3 separate regions of the Homo sapiens genome follow, and all the other regions are linked to region 3. The links are chromatin loops, found by intact Hi-C in ENCODE. Cell type or tissue: PC-9. All regions are shown on one strand. Links, peaks and the distances in the headings refer to the core of each region. The heading gives the core; the rest is flanking DNA.

Evidence for each region. A loop is a pair of places that touch in the nucleus more often than their neighbours do. Peaks named below come from ENCODE experiments on the same cell type or tissue, not always from the same donor. Only the 100,000 strongest peaks of a DNase experiment are listed, where the experiment ranks them.
Region 1: it touches region 3 in a loop (4-fold over the local background); 1 of 110 quality-filtered maps calls a loop at or near these places.
Region 2: a loop joins it to region 3, with 8 times the contacts of the local background. A loop is called at or near these places in 1 of 110 quality-filtered maps.

Annotation. Positions count from the first base shown.
Region 1 is chr3:23,034,310-23,039,668 of GRCh38, reverse strand. No RefSeq gene overlaps it. Among named protein-coding and RNA genes, the nearest start is that of UBE2E2-DT, 170 kb to the left of the region's middle. RefSeq lists an enhancer at 3,518-4,018. In PC-9, for the core only: no CTCF peak of the experiment used is centred there; no DNase peak of the experiment used is centred there; H3K4me3 peaks cover 719 bases.
Region 2 is chr3:23,040,315-23,045,182 of GRCh38, reverse strand. No RefSeq gene overlaps it. Among named protein-coding and RNA genes, the nearest start is that of UBE2E2-DT, 160 kb to the left of the region's middle. In PC-9, for the core only: no CTCF peak of the experiment used is centred there; a DNase peak (open chromatin) is centred at 2,612.
Region 3 is chr3:23,112,732-23,118,090 of GRCh38, reverse strand. No RefSeq gene overlaps it. Among named protein-coding and RNA genes, the nearest start is that of UBE2E2-DT, 88 kb to the left of the region's middle. In PC-9, for the core only: no CTCF peak of the experiment used is centred there; DNase peaks (open chromatin) are centred at 2,720 and 3,070; H3K4me3 peaks cover 629 bases; H3K27ac peaks cover 671 bases; H3K27me3 peaks cover 605 bases.

The DNA.
Region 1 (5,359 bases), core at 1,447-3,946, 79 kb after region 3:
GCATATACTTCTTGCTCAAAGGACTCAAAGGAAAATGAGAACCTCTCAAGCTTCTTCCGTTTCCGGAGTGATCTTATAATGTCTACATTTGTATTCAGATTCCTTATGTATGTCTGTCCCTTTTGTAATTTGAGGCCTTAGTCAAACCTGTCTCTTCCTCTCCTGTTTACCTATTCTGCCCACATTGTTCTATCCTCCTCTTCACCTCTTGACAGCCTACCCAAACTGAAAGTGGAGGCACATACACTAACTCTTTCATTATGTTTTTGTTGATTTTTTCTCACCTGAAACAAACACTTCGGTTTTTCATGGCATTTTCTTTGTGCCTCTCGTATATATTTAACAATTTTTTGTTAAATTTTTAGTGCACAGATTTTAAGAATCCTTCTAATAGACACCTGAATGGCAGGTAGAATCTCTTGTTTATCTTTCTATGCCTCATGGTGCCTAACATAGTTCAATTTTTACAAATAGAAGTTTGTAGAACTCACTGGTGTTTTGTAATGCTAAGATTCACTGTATAATGTTGACATTAGCCACAGTATTCTTCCAGTGATGGAATGGTTTAGTTATTATAATTAGAGAGGAGCATTTTACCACTCTAAATATAGTGAAGATATTCATCATAAATATTTCTGTGGATGGTTGTAATGGGAAATCATCAATTGTTTAATTTGAGTAATTTTTACTTTTGCATTATTTCCTAAAAGCAAACTTCATGTAATCATTTTTGTAGTGGATTATTGTGGCTATCATTTCAGAGGATTGGCATTGGCTCCAGCTCTTGTTATCACTAGGGGGAATAATTTTACGAGAGACTTTCCAGTAGGTGGAAAATAATTTGGCTGGTTAATAAAATGTTTCTCTATTGTTAGAAGAAGGCAATTCTACAATATAAGATATGGCTTAGCACTTTTCACATTAAACTAGCACTAAATGAGGAAGTATTTCTAGAAGGATTTTGAACATGAATCTTATCTACTTTTAGCTGGGTGCACTTGAGTGCAAACATCTGGACAGTGAGTGCTTAACTGCTAGACATGGCCTCATTTATTTTGATTTAGTACGAGGGAACATGATAAAAAATCTGCAATGGATCAATGGTAAGGGAAAATTTCAGCTTCTTTAGGGGTTAGTGAATATAGATGAAATTTTTGCCTATTTTTCAATAAAATTTGGCTTGAACTTCTACCTGATCTCCAAATGATTCAGGCAGAAAAATGGCAAAATTTAAAACTCAGATAGCAATGGATCATTATCAATATCATATGCATTCCAAAGGCATAAAGCATTCATTTTATAAATTTATGTTTTCCTTACAAATTTAAATTGTATGTAATTGTTTTGAATTGGTTCAATGACAACAAAATGAATTAAGCCTGCTTTTTCATGTCATTGAATGAAGGAGTACCTAGCTTGTGTGCTGTCAAAATATCTCTTTTCTTTTCTTTTTTTTTCTCTTCTCTTCTCTTCAAGATGGAGTTTCGCTCTTGTTGCCCAAGCTGGAGTGCCGTGGTGCAGTCTTGGCTCACTGCAACCTCTGCTTCCTGGGTTCAAGCAATTCTCCTGCCTCAGCCTCCAGAGTAGCTGGGATTACAGGTGCGTGCCACCATGCCTGGCTAATTTTTTTGTATTTTTAGTAGAAACAGGGTTTCACCATGTTGGCCAGGCTGGCCTCAAACTCCTGACCTCAGGTGATCTGCCCACCTCAGCCTCCCAAAGTGCTGGGATTACAGGCGTGAGCCACTGCGCCCAGCCAAAAATATCACTTTTCTAGACAAGGCAGAATAATGTGGAAAATATATATGTGTTGAAAATCAGACCTGAGTTTCAAGTCTTCCTCTGCCCCTTAATAACTGGGAGACCTTGACAAAGTTCCTTCACCTAAGGCTCAGTTTCTTCTCCTGTAAAAATCAGGATAATTTCTGCTTCATATAGTTGTTCTGTGAATAAAAAAATGCTATTTATAGAAAATGCTTACTATTGCCTGGTACATAGTGGGAGTTCAAAAAATGGTGGCTATTTTAGTAGCTAAAGTACTCATATAATTATTAGAACTTTAAAAATCAATAACATGTTTAGTAGGAAACTTAATGAGCGAGGAATAGCTGAAAAAAGCAAGAAAGTAGATACATTTTATATTTTGGCCTAAATGGAGATATTAAAGAAAAGAGAAAGTTTCCTTTGAGAGAAAAAATGAAAAGCAAGGCATTTCTTAGTGGATGGAGGATTTCTGTGCAAGGAGCAGTCCTTGCATCCACCTTTTGGGTGGTGCTGGATTTACCATCTTCATGGTTCCACAGCAAGTGATTTTACCCATCAACCTTGTGTATGTGATGTCATTTACCACTTCCTAGTTTAAACAAATAGTTTTCCAGCAGGACAATATGCACATTGCTCTATTGTACTAAATTTGTTTCACATTCCAAATTGGCAGGAATTTCTCCATGTGCTTGGGTATAATAGCATTTCTTGATATGATAATTATCATCTAGTTGTCTATATTTATGTATCTACCTAACTACAAGAGAAAATTTGCAGCAGAATATCTGTCTTTTCATTTTTGCTTTTTACTCTTATCATACTATAAAACACTTTCATAATAGTTTAAATAATTTCCTGGGGGAGTTAATTTGGCTAAGTCATCGTTCTTTTTTTGGTGCTTCAGTTTCTCTTTGACTCTCATGGAATGTTTGCTTTTGCCCTTTGGGTGTTTAAAGACCACATTTTGTAGCCCCAGTGTTCTTTCTAATTATAGAAGTGACATAAGAAAAACGGAAAGTAAGTAAGAAGTGGAGAACAGAGTCATTAAGGGAGAGTCTAGATCAGAGAGATGTCAAAGAGTTTCGTTGGGTATTTAAGGAAATTAATGAATAACTCATCTGGGACTTAGAGATAGTGACTTAAGTCGTAATTAATCCATTGATATAGCACAAAATAAAAAAAATACTGTATTTAGAAAAAAATAGTATGGTAGAAATACTGGGCATAATTCTTATAAATATAGACTTCACCTTAGTATTCTTGAGAGAAGTCAGACAAGGGGAAGAGTACTCTATGAAAATTAAAAAAAAATTCCATGGAAGTGTTAAAATGTGAAGAAGAAAATTTAATGATTAATATAGTAGAGGGAAGGGATCCATTCCAAGATGGCCGAATAGGAACAGCTCCAGTCTGCAGCTCCCAGCGTGATTGATGCAGAAGATGGGTCCAACCAGTTTGGACAGTGTGTACAGCCCATGGAGCATGAGCCGAAGCAGGGTGGGGTGTCGTCTCACCCAGGAAGTGCAAGGGGTTGGGGGATTTCCCTTTCCTAGCCAAGGGAAGCCAGGACAGGCTGTACCTGGAAAAACGGGACACTCCTGCCTGAATAATGCACTTTTCCCAAGGTCTTAGCAACTGGCAGACAAGGAGATTCTCCCTTATGCCTGGCTTGGCAGGTCCCACGCCCATGGAGCCTTGCTCACTGCTATTGCAGCAGTCTGAGATCAAACTTCGAGGTGGCAGCCTGGATGGGGGAGGGGCGTCCACCATTGCTGAGGCTTGAATAGGTAAACAAAGAGGCCAGGAAGCTTGAACTGGGTGGAGCCCACCACAGCTCAGCACAGCTTACTGCCTCTATAGACTCCACCTCTGTGGGCAGGTCATATTTGAACAAAAGGCAGCAGACAGCTTCTGCAGACTTAAACGTCCCTGTCTGACAGCTTGAAGAGAGCAGTTGTTCTCCCAGAGCAGTGGTTGAGCTCTGAGAATGAGAATGGACAGACTGCCTCCTCAAGTGGGTCCCTGACCCCCGTGTAGCCTAACTGGGAGACAGCTCCCAGTAGGGGCCGACAGACAACTCATATAGGCAGGAGCCCTTCTGGGATGAAGCTTCCAGAGGAAGGATCAGGCAGCAATATTTGCCCTTCTGCAATATTGGCTGTTCTGCAGCTTCTGCTGGTGATATCCAGGCAAACAGGGTCTGGAGTGGACCTCCAGCAAACTCCAACAGACCTGCAGCTGAGGGACCTGACTGTTAGAAGGAAAACTAACAAACAGAAAGGAATAGCACCAACATCAACAAAAAGGACATCTACACCAAAACCCCATCTGTAGGTCACCAACATCAAAGACCAAAGGTAGATAAAACCACAAAGATGGAGAGAAACCAGAGCAGAAAAGCTGAAAATTCTAAAAACCAGAGTGCCTCTTCTCCTGCAAAGGATCGCAGCTCCTCACCAGCAATGGAACAAAGCTGGATGGAGAATGATTTTGACGGGTTGACAGAAGTAGGCTTCAGAAGGTGGGTAATAACAGACTTCTCCAAGCTAAAGGAGCATGTTCAAACCCATCACTAGGAAGCTAAAAACCTTGAAAAAAGGTTAGATGAATGGCTAACTAGAATAAACAGTGTAGAGAAGACCTTCAGTGACCTGATGGAGCTGAAAACCATGGCATGAGAACTTTGTGAGGCATGCACAAGCTTCAATAGCCGATTTGATCAAGTGGAAGAAAGGGTATCGTGATCGAAAATCAAATTAATGAAATGAAGCGAGAAAACAAGGTTAGAGAAAAAAGAGTAAAAAGAAATGAACAAAGCCTCCAAGAAATATGGGACTATGGGAAAAGACCAAATCTACGTTTGATTGATGTATCTGAAAATGATGGGGTGAATGGAACCAAGTTAGAAAACACTCTTCAGGATATTATCCAGGAGAACTCCCCCAACCTAGCAAGGCAGGCCAACATTCGAATTCAGGAAATACAGAGAACACCACAAAGATACTCCTCGAGAAGAGCAACCCCAAGACATATAATTGTCAGATTCACCAAGGTTGAAATGAAGGAAAAAATTTTAAGGGCAGCCAGAGAGAAAGGTTGGGTTACCCACAAAAGGAAACCCATCAGACTAAAAGTGAATCTGTCTGCAGAAACCAAGCCAGAAGAGAGTGGGGGCCAATATTCAACATTCTTAAAGAAAAGAATTTTCAACCCAGAATTTCATATCCAGCCAAACTAAGCTTCATAAGTGAAGGAGAAATAAAATCCTTTACAGACAAGCAAATGCTGAGAGATTTTGTCACCACCAGGCTTGCCTTACAAGAGCTCCTGAAAGAAGCACTAAATATGGAAAGAAACAACCAGTAGCAGCCACTGCAAAAACATGCCAAATTGTAAAGACCATCAATGCTAGGAAGAAACTGCATCAACTAACGAGCAAAATAACCAGCTAACATCATAATGACAGGATCAAATTCACACATAACAATATTAACCTTAAATGTAAATGGACTAAATGCTCCAATTAAAAGACACAGACTGGCAAATTGTATAAAGAGTCAAGACCCATCAGTGTGCTGTATTCAGGAAACCCATC
Region 2 (4,868 bases), core at 1,206-3,705, 73 kb after region 3:
TGATCTTCTCATGGAGTATCTTACTGGGGTTCTTTGCATTTCCTGAATTTGAATTTTGGCCTGTCTAGCCAGGTTGGGGAAGTTCTCATGGATGACATCTTGAAATATGTTTTCCAAATTGGTTCCATTCTCCCTTCTCTTTTAGCTACCCCAATCAGTTGTAGATTTGGTCTTTTTACTTAATCCCATATTTTTCAGAGGTTTTGTTCCTTCATTTTTCTTCTTTTTTCTTTGTTCTTGTCTGCCTGTCTTATTTCAGAAAGACAGTCCTGAAGTTCTGAGATTCTTTCCTCTACTTAGTTTATTCTGCCATTAATACTTGTAATTGCATTATGAAATTCTTGTAGTGTGTTTTTCAGTTCTATCAGGTTGGTTATGTTCTTCTTTATACTGGCTATTTTATCTGTCAGCCCCTGCAATGCTTTATCATGGTTTTTGGCTTGCATTGGGTTACAATGTGCTCCTTTAGCTCACTGAAGTTTATTTTCATCCACATTCTGAATTCTACTTCTGTTATTTCAGCTATCTCAGCCTCAGCCCAGTTCCAAACCCTTGCTGGAGAGATGATGTGGTCATTTGGAGGAAAGTGGGCACTCTGGCTCTTTGAGTTTTTAGTGTTCCTGTGCTGATTCTTTCTCATCTTTGTGGGCTTATCTACCTTCAATCTTGAGGTTGTTGGATGAGGATTTTTTTTTTCCCTTTTAGAAGTATGGCCGCTTTTCCACGGGGCTGCTGTGGTTTGCTGGGGATCTGCTCTAGTTACCTCAGTTTTTCCAGTACCTGGAGGTATCACCAGTGATGGCTGTGAAACAGCAAAGATGGCAGCCTACTCCTTCCTCTGGGGGCTCTGTCCCAGCGGGGGTACAGACATGTTGCTGGCCTGAACACACCTGTAGGAGGCAGATGGAGACCCCAATTTGGAGGTCTTACCCAGTCAGGAGGAATGGGATTGGGGACTCACTTAAATAAGCAGTCTAGCCACTCTTTGGTAGAGCAAGTGTGCTGGGGCACCACTTCCACCCCTGGCTGGCTTGGGATCTTCCAAGGCCACAGACTGGAACATCTAAGTTGTGAAAACAGCAAAGATGGTGGCCCACCCCTCCCTCTTGGGACTCTGTCCCAGGGAGAAATCAAATCCCTGGCCAGAAAACATGGGCAAGGGTGGCTGGAGACCTTGGTTGGGAGGTCCCATCCAGTGAGGAGGAATGGATCAGGGGCCTGCTTAAAGAGGCAGTCTGGCTGTTTTGGTAGTGCAGCTGTGCTGTGCGGGGGGATCCCTTCTGACCCATCAGTTTAGTTCATATATATATATATATGAGTGTTTGGTTGCCCAATGCCTGAGTCTGTATATATATATTTATATATCTTCACTATTATTAGTAGGGTCCTAGGAGGAAGAAGAGAGAAATGTATTTGGTCACTTGTCATTTTTAACTTGAAGGCAGACATTGTGTTTTTTAATGCAGCTCACAGAATGGGACATACTTTTATTTCATAGACTAATTTTCTGATTATCTCTGTGAATAAATTGCCTTCTACTAATAGCTAAGAACAACCAGTTAATCTAATTGATATTGAGGGATTTTAAAAAACCTCAGTTTCTCTATAAAACATAAATAATACTATGTGCAGTATAGAGCTTGACACTTAAATTTTGTTAGTCTTATTTTGATATTAATGTAAAACTAGGACTGCAATTTATAATGGGCTTCATGCTGTGAGGTTGACAGTGTATTTTAGAAGTTGAAAAAAAAAGATGAGTTTGATGAGTGGTGAGCCTGTCATTTTTGTGGCTGAAGCAACTCTATAATGTACTTTAAAAAAATCATTAGAAACATCTTTCCTTACCAAATACAATTCTCTTATAAATATTTATAGCTCTCCATTACCCAGGCTTTTTATTACAGAGGCCCTCATTTACCCTGGTACAGAGCTCTATCTAGTTTTCTTGGTTAATAAAGGGCACACATTTTTCTTTTGAAACAAGAAAGAAACCAAATTGAAAAAAGCCCAAAATATCTACTGTTAGAGTTACTTTCACATTAAAAAATTTTCGTCTTTTTTTCTAAAACACACCATCAACCACTAAGCAGTAATTCATGTTTATTGTTTGAAAAAATTGAAAAACACACACATAACCAGGAATACAAGTAATAAACCGAAACAACCCACAGTTTTGCCACTTCCACTAGGTACATATCCCTTTAGATTTCTTTTTTGCCCCTATGTGTTAATTTTGTCATTTAATGACTTATTATGATCATCTTTCCTTATTAAGATACATAAGCCTAAATAATCAATTTTAATGTCAGCACAGTCGTCCAGTTTATAAATACAATAATATATTTAACCAACTTCCTACTGATAGACATTTAGGTTATTACAAAAGTTTCATTGTAATAAACAATGCTGTGATGAATATACATGTGTATATATACAGACATATACATATACACAGGTATGTATACACACACATACTAGTTCATTGACTATTTTTGAATGATAGATCCTTTGAAGTAGAATTTGTAGGTTGCAGGATATTGACATTTCATGTTGTCAACTTAACCTCCCGAAGGGTGGAAATATTTCTGCAACCACAAACATGTACTCCCATGAATCCCCAGTTCGCCACACCCTCTCTGGCACTGATAAATCATTCTTTTAATATTTTCCAATGACGAGTTTTCCATTTCCACCTCCAAATGTACTCCCCACCCTTCCCCACCCTGCCCTTTGGAGCATTTGTGGGCTCTGTGACCTCTGGCTTCCTTACGGGTCAGCCAATGGAGCCATTGGTGGGACAAGCACACATGGAAGCAGAGTGAGGTCAAAGCAATTATTCCTTTGCCTCCTTTCTGCCAGGTTGTTGGTGGGTGGGCTGTATCCTTCTACCAAAGGCTATAGCTTCTATCTGGTGGTCTCTACTCATTCTAGATTCCAGCAACTTCTCCCATCCTTTTCCATTCTGACCTAGGGTGGGAAATGGATCTCTGCTGGGCTGTTGCTAGCCCTGGGGTGCTTCATCACCTTTGGCTGATTTTCCCTTAGCCTTGTCCACACTTTTGTAAAATGTACTCTTATTAAACTCCTCCAGTCACCCTGCTTGAGTGTGCCATCTGTTTTTTGCCAGGACCTTGAGTAATAGTTGTGAAAAACATCTCATTTTTATGGTAACACTTTGCCTCATGTATTATAATTTCTCTGGCCCCCTTTTAAAATTTAATCTTGTTTTTGGCATTGTTGCAGTTCAGTGTTAAATAGTTTTCTGCAGTCAGATTTATTGGCCTTTTTCAGGTTATATCATCTTTGGACAGTTTTCCATGCCTTGATTATGGGTAATTTCCCTTCTGTATGCTTCTAATTACATTTTAATATTTATATTTTTAATTCATTTGAATTTTATTCTGAAAGAAAGTATGAATTAGGGATAAAATTTTCTTTTTCTATTTGACCACAGATTTTTCTCCAGTTTCCTGGCAACATTTACTGAATACCTACCATTTGTCCACTGACTCAAAGTCCCTCCCTATGACCATTAACCACTTATTTATTCTGTTGTGTTTCTTTTATTTTCTGGCTCCCTTGTCAAGCCCTTTTCATTTTTGTAACTTACTTACTTACTTACTGAGACAGGGTCTTGCTCTGTCACCCAGGCTGGAGTGCAGTAGCGGCATCTCAGCTCACTGCAGCATCAGCCTCCCAGCCTCAAGCAATCCTCCCATCTCAGCCTCCCAAGTAGCTGGCACCACAGGTGTGTGCCACCAGACCTGGCTAATTTTTTTGCATGTTTTGCAGAGATGGGGTCTCGCCATGTTGCCCAGGCTGGTCTCAAACTCCTGGGCTCAAGTGATCCACCCACCTTGGCCTCCCAAAGTGCTGGGATTACAGGCATGATCCACCACATTCAGCCTATTACTTTAAAATGTATTTAAAAACCTGGCAGAATAAGTTTCTGTTATCATTCTTCTTTTTCAGAAAATTTCTGGGTATTCAATTTTCATGTTTTTTATTCTTCTAATCAAACTGGGAATTATTTTTTTTGAGTTGTCTCTCCTCCCAAATTTTCTTACAATTTTATTTGGTATTCTATTAATATTCACATATTATTTTGCAGAGAATTAATATTTTTTCAATTTTGAGTCTTCCAATCCAGAAATATGGTCAATGTACATTTACTTAAGTCTTTTAATGTCTCAGCAAAATTTCTTTACACATATCTTGTACAATTCTTCTTTATGATTAAAAATAAATGGTCATTACTGTTGTGGAATTTTTATTCTTGTTATAACAAGATGAAGTGAGAGAAAGAATTATTCCTATTCACCTTTTGAAAAATCACTAGCAGGTTTAAACTCATAAGCCACTTTGCAAAGCATTTCAGTATTTTTTCTAACATTTATACTCCCAGTAACTGAACCGGCAATTTCATATTAATTTGTAGTTACATAGACTAATTGTTAGTTCACAAATGTATAATAGATTTCCACTTCTAAGATCATCTAGTATCTTAAAGATTTAACACTTTAAATCTTACCAAACATTTGTGGCATACCACAGGAACTGAAGAGGATAGAAATTCAAATATACAAATTATTTATATATAAAAATAAAAACTCCAAATACATACATTTTCAGCTGAGCAACTCCAATGCTAAAAAAAATGCATCAGTTTGAATAGCGCTATTTTCCAAAGCTCTTGCTAAAATGTGAACAACTTTTACTGCAATAAGATGAATACTAAATATTAGCTTGAGAGAATTTAAGCACACTTAACATGTAACTTTTTTTTTTTTGAGACAGAAACTTGCCCTGTCCCCCTTGCTGGAGTGCAGCAGTGTGATCTCGGCTTACTGCAATCTCCACCTCCC
Region 3 (5,359 bases), core at 1,202-3,701:
ATACCAAAGAGTCCTAAGTCATCCCTCATCCTTTGGTATCTGACTATCCTGGCCTTCCTTCAACAAAAATCCTGTTAGGTCAGCTTAGCAAGAATCCTCCTACCCTTGATGTCTCCTCTCAGTAATTGCCCATCCACTGAACTTTTACCCTGGTCTTTGGTTACAAATCCCCACTTGTCCTTGTTGTATTTGGAGTTGGGTTCCATCTCTCTGCCTTATTGCAAACCCCTACTGCAGTAATCTTGAAAAAAGTCTTCCTTCCCAGTTTTACAAATCTCACGATAATGTTTTCTTTCATAGTGCCAAGCACAAAAGAGATCAGTTACTCGCTTTCATGGAGCTTACATTCTAGCTGGTGTAGAGAGAAAATAAGCAAATTTAAAAAAGGAAAAAAATTATGAAATTTATGTAGATAAGGGGCTTCTTTAGATTGGGTGATGAAAGGGGACACTCCAGGAATCTGAAGGCTGAAAAACAGAAACGCCAAGCGAGATGAGGAAAAGGGCACTGCAGGCAGAGGACAGGGTGGGTGCAACCTGGGGGCTGGACCAAGCAGAGGAAGTTCTAGGAACAAATTCGAACATAGTAGGTGAGGAGGAGGAAGGCACAAAGGTGAGGCAGAAAAGGGAACAAAAGCCAGGTCACACTGGGCTTTGTAAGCTGGGTGAGGAGTCTGGAATTTATTTCATGTAAACTTGGTAACTGAGGCTTAAAATGTTTGGATGTTGTCTGTGTTTTTCACACGGCTTTGCTGTTGTTGGTGGGTCTGAGAAATTGTCAAACATCTTTGCATTCTCATTAAAGCTTGCCCCTCCTTGTGTTTATTATTCTGCATAAGATTACTGAAAAGTAGGAAATTATTCTTGCCCAGGGATATTACTATTTTCTTTGTTTCCTTTAATGCTCAGAGGTAAAGTTAAAAACAAATCCTAGAAAATAACCAGTATGCAGTTTGTGCTTCGTTGCTTTTAATTACTTCTTATACTATCAGCTCCTCCCTGGGACCCCTTACCTCCTGGAGGGCTTTTCATCATATAAAAGAATAGATAAGTCTACTTAATTATTTTCTTTTTGCTTGGGTAGTCCTTCTAGATATCAGAAAGCATTGAATGTTTTAAGTTATCCTAAGTTTCCCAACCTGATCTTTAAAATATTTAGTTCATCAATCCATTTTCTCACATTCTTGATTCTTCCTAAATAATGTTCTAAAAGATTGCCGACTGGGTTCTTTTTAGAAGGATCTTAATATGTAAGTTTGTGACACTGTCATACTTGGATACTTAATATTACTTCAAGAAATTCAGAATCCTTGTGAACTTTTATTTGAAGGGCTGTACTGTAATTTACTTTCATATTATATTTTTGTGAAACTCTAACAGCCATATTCTGTCTGAGTCATAAGATGGGTGTATGTTTAACTTTATAAGAAACTGCCAAACAGCTTTCCAAAATGGGACCGTATTTCCATCAGCAATAGCTGAGAGTTCCAATAGTTCCACATCCTTTTTTAAGAACAAGTTATAAAGCTCTCTGGACATCATGCTTTAGGTAATTAAAGCTATTTTTGCAACGTGCCAGTATGTTGATCCATAAAACTCTAGATAGTCCTAAATTATTTTTATAAATCATTTTTTCTACTCTTTTAAATAATACAGTCAGAGAAACCAAGACAGAACTTATGCCTAATCTTATATGAAGTGCTGAAAGAGGGGCAAAGAAAATGCCCCTCTGTGGCTTAGCAATATTGTGATGACTCCTTCCAAATTAGAAGGGGAGAATAAAATTCCTGTTTGGTGTACTGTGATTCTCCACCCCTCCCTGGCATTTTGTCATGTATCGGAATGAGGTTGGAAGAAGGTTAGAAGTAATTATACTGAGAACTATGATAGATGCCAAGCTTTAGTCATCATTGTATTAGGGCTGGAAGTACTCTGGGAATTTGATTTAAATTACTTGCTTTTAGAGATGAGGAAAATAAAACTCAAAGAAGAAAGTGAACTGATCAAGGTCATTCACATTCATCTGATTAGTTCCCTAGGCCAGGGCTAGAACTCAAGCCCAGTCCCCTGTTTAAGGCTAGTTTTGATTCTGCTTAAGGATATCCATTATCAGTTCTCTAAATAAGCCTGGATATTTTCCTCATCATTCTTTGTGAAAAGGTGTTTTTGTTCAGAGTTACAGGGGGTAAAAGGTATAAGTAATTGAAAGAAATCCTTTAAAATTATTGTAAAATAAAAAGATATTTGGAAATACAGCAATTTGGTTCAGTCTGATTTTTAAAATAGTTTCATGAAGTAATTGGGCTTGAAAGGTTTTGAATGTTTTCCCCTCTTCAAACTGTGTGATGTTGTAATATTACTCAGTTGTCACAGAGAGCATATGTAAGCTACCAAAACCCTAACATAGATCTTTGGATGTTAAGCAGGTAAGATTAAGTCATAGAGTTCAATTCCTGAGGAATGAAATATAGCATCTATTTGAATCACCACCTATGTGCTGGAAAACTGCTATTTACGTTCTTTCCATGCATCTGGAAGATTGAAACACTGTTCTTGGTCTGTTCAGATGAATGAGGAGTTTTCCGATGTCCACATTTGTTGGAGAGTGCTAAAAGGATTTCTTCAAAGAAGACTTAAAAAGCAATCCTTCAGGCTAGAAGTTTTCAAACAATGTTTACTTTCATATCAAGAAAGCCATTTATAGTCTCTGAATAAACAAATGACATTTGATTTTATCACACTGTTGACTATGTGGCTGAAATGTACTGTAACCGCAGAATCAGGAAGTGGATTGCAACTGGTTTTTTTTTTTTCTCAAGAGTTTGTGGACTATAACATAAAACCAATAAATGTCTTAATGCTCCAAATAGTTTTAAAATCTAATTTAGAGTGGTTCTAGAAATTAAACCATGGACCATTATCCTATATAGAATGATAACTAGTAGAATCTTACCTTCCATTCAACTATCCAGATCTTTGGCCTTTTCAAAGATAAAGATCTAGCTAGGAAACTAGTTTGTTCTGTGGGAATCTCCTGCAGTTCCATCAAGGTGAAGTGCTTTTGCTCTGGAAAAGTGATGTGTTAACTTTCACTGTGGTATGTGCATTCCTCTACTATGCAAAAACATAGGCGTTTTATATATGCCTCATGAAGCTAGATTGAATTTTAATTTTGAATGAATACTTGTAAATTAATACATTGATAAGTAACTCTATCAAGACAATCATAAGTCTAGATCATGTTTTCTCCCATTCAAACAACACCAGGGGTCAGTAAGCCTTTTCTGCAAAGGGCCAAGTAGTAATATTTTTGGCTTTGCTGGCCATATGGTCTCTGTCATAAGTACTCAACTCTTGTTGTAGAACAAAAGCAGCCACAGACAATTTGTAGACAAATGGATGTGGCTGTGTTCCAACGAAACTTTACAAAAACAGGTGGTGAACCCATAGGCTGTAGTTTGTCGACTCCTGGTAGATACACAAGATTGTGCTGTGTATGAAAGCAGATTGTGGTTGGAGGACATACACATCAAAAATCCTTTTGGCTTTTATTTTGGTATTTTTCTGCCATTGTCCATGGATTCAAGCTGTTTCTACTTCATATTATCATTTAGAGATAATGTTGTAAGAGTCTCTTCCATTTTTGTTGAGGAAAGCACAGAACTTCAGAGGCAATCTGCTTCTGTCTATGCTATGTTCTTTAGAGTTTAGCATACCACCTAGGATTAATAAATGCTAAATAATAATCATTTTTTCATTTCACTGCCATATCCTTTATGGCATCTCCTTTGGCACCCTCGGAGGTATTAACCTGTAGCTTTTACAATGTTCTATTACACATTGTCAGCAGTACCTTGCTGATTAAATCACACTCAGGAGAGAGTTAACTACAAGGCTGTAAGTATCCCTGACAGGTTGTTCTTGCACGGGCTTGGCTTTTCTTGTATGAAGATTAAGAATCTTGTCACAGCTGGTAAAAAATGAAGTACACGTAAAACCACTGAGCATACATAACTCACAAAAGGCACTTCCCTAAAAGTCAGAATTCAGATGAGCAGAGTAGATTATATAAAGGAAAGGATGACTATGAAGTGATGAACAGGTATTTCATCATCTTGGGTGTAGTGATGACATAGCCTTTTGTGGCTGTTTGTGTTGGAGGAGTGTCTTCTAACCCATGTAAAACTTTCATGATTAATCCAAGGATTTCATGTTTATAACTTCATTTAGTCAGATCCAGGCTAGTAGTCCCATTTTTTGGTATTTGTCCTGAAGATGAGCTTTTTTTCTTTTTTTGCCATGAATCTAATTTTTCTTTTCTACCATCCTTAGTGCAATGGTTAGAAAACTCTTTTTGCTCTCCTTCCAGATTCTTTGCTTAAACTGGACTTGTGCCCAAAGCAGCAGGAGATGCTGTCCCATAAAGCCAGAACATTTTATAAGTACTGGCAGTGACGGTTTATTACTTCATTCCGAAAACAACACAGAGAGCCCACTAAAGGAGGTCCGGGGGAGAAGGGGAGCCATGGAACAGTGCATCTGGGAGAAGTGCTGACCGCCAGGCTACCGAGTCAGTTGGGCTGTGTTGCTTTTGCGGCTTCATGCCTCGGGTGGTGATGAGCATAAAGGCCAGTGGGAATTTGACTGTTACAAGTTGTGATAAGAAAGCAACTAGTTAGGAGATTCACCTGCCAACCAGGCAAGACTGGGGCTGGTCAGGCAGACTCTATGATTTGAATTTATTAATTTATTAATAGATAGATGATTCTGGTAGTCTTAAACAGTAATCAATGTGGCTGAGAAAGTCTTTTAATTTTGAGAGAGTAAATATATATATATATATATATATATATATATATATATATGCCTGAACAAACCAGATAGATCTTTGTTTTTGCCATCCAGAATCAGCCATTATTAAGAGTTTGTCATATTTGTTTCTAGTCCTTCCATAAATGAAAGAGAGCCAGCATTAAAGATCAAGTTGAAGCTTTCTGTTTCTCATCCCTTGTTCTTTTTCCTCTCTCACCCAAAGTAACCACTATAATTAATTTTGTGGGTGTTTCAGTCAGGATCCTGGTGGGGAGCAGATGTCACACTTGAGGTGAATAATTTGGAGGAGTATTCATTAAAAATGCCATTTACACAGGTGTGGGCAGAATGTAGGGAAATCGCAGTGGGTATCCGAGTGCTAATACCCCTAGGCCTAAACGGGAGAAGGGAGAGAAGAGTTACTGGATTCCAGAGGAGACAATGGCACAGAGTGGGCAGTCTTCACAGGATCTGTGTCCTTTGGTTGAGGGACACAACCTGCCTCAGGCTGCACTGCAGGGAGGGAGCTGGCAAATCAACACCCCAGT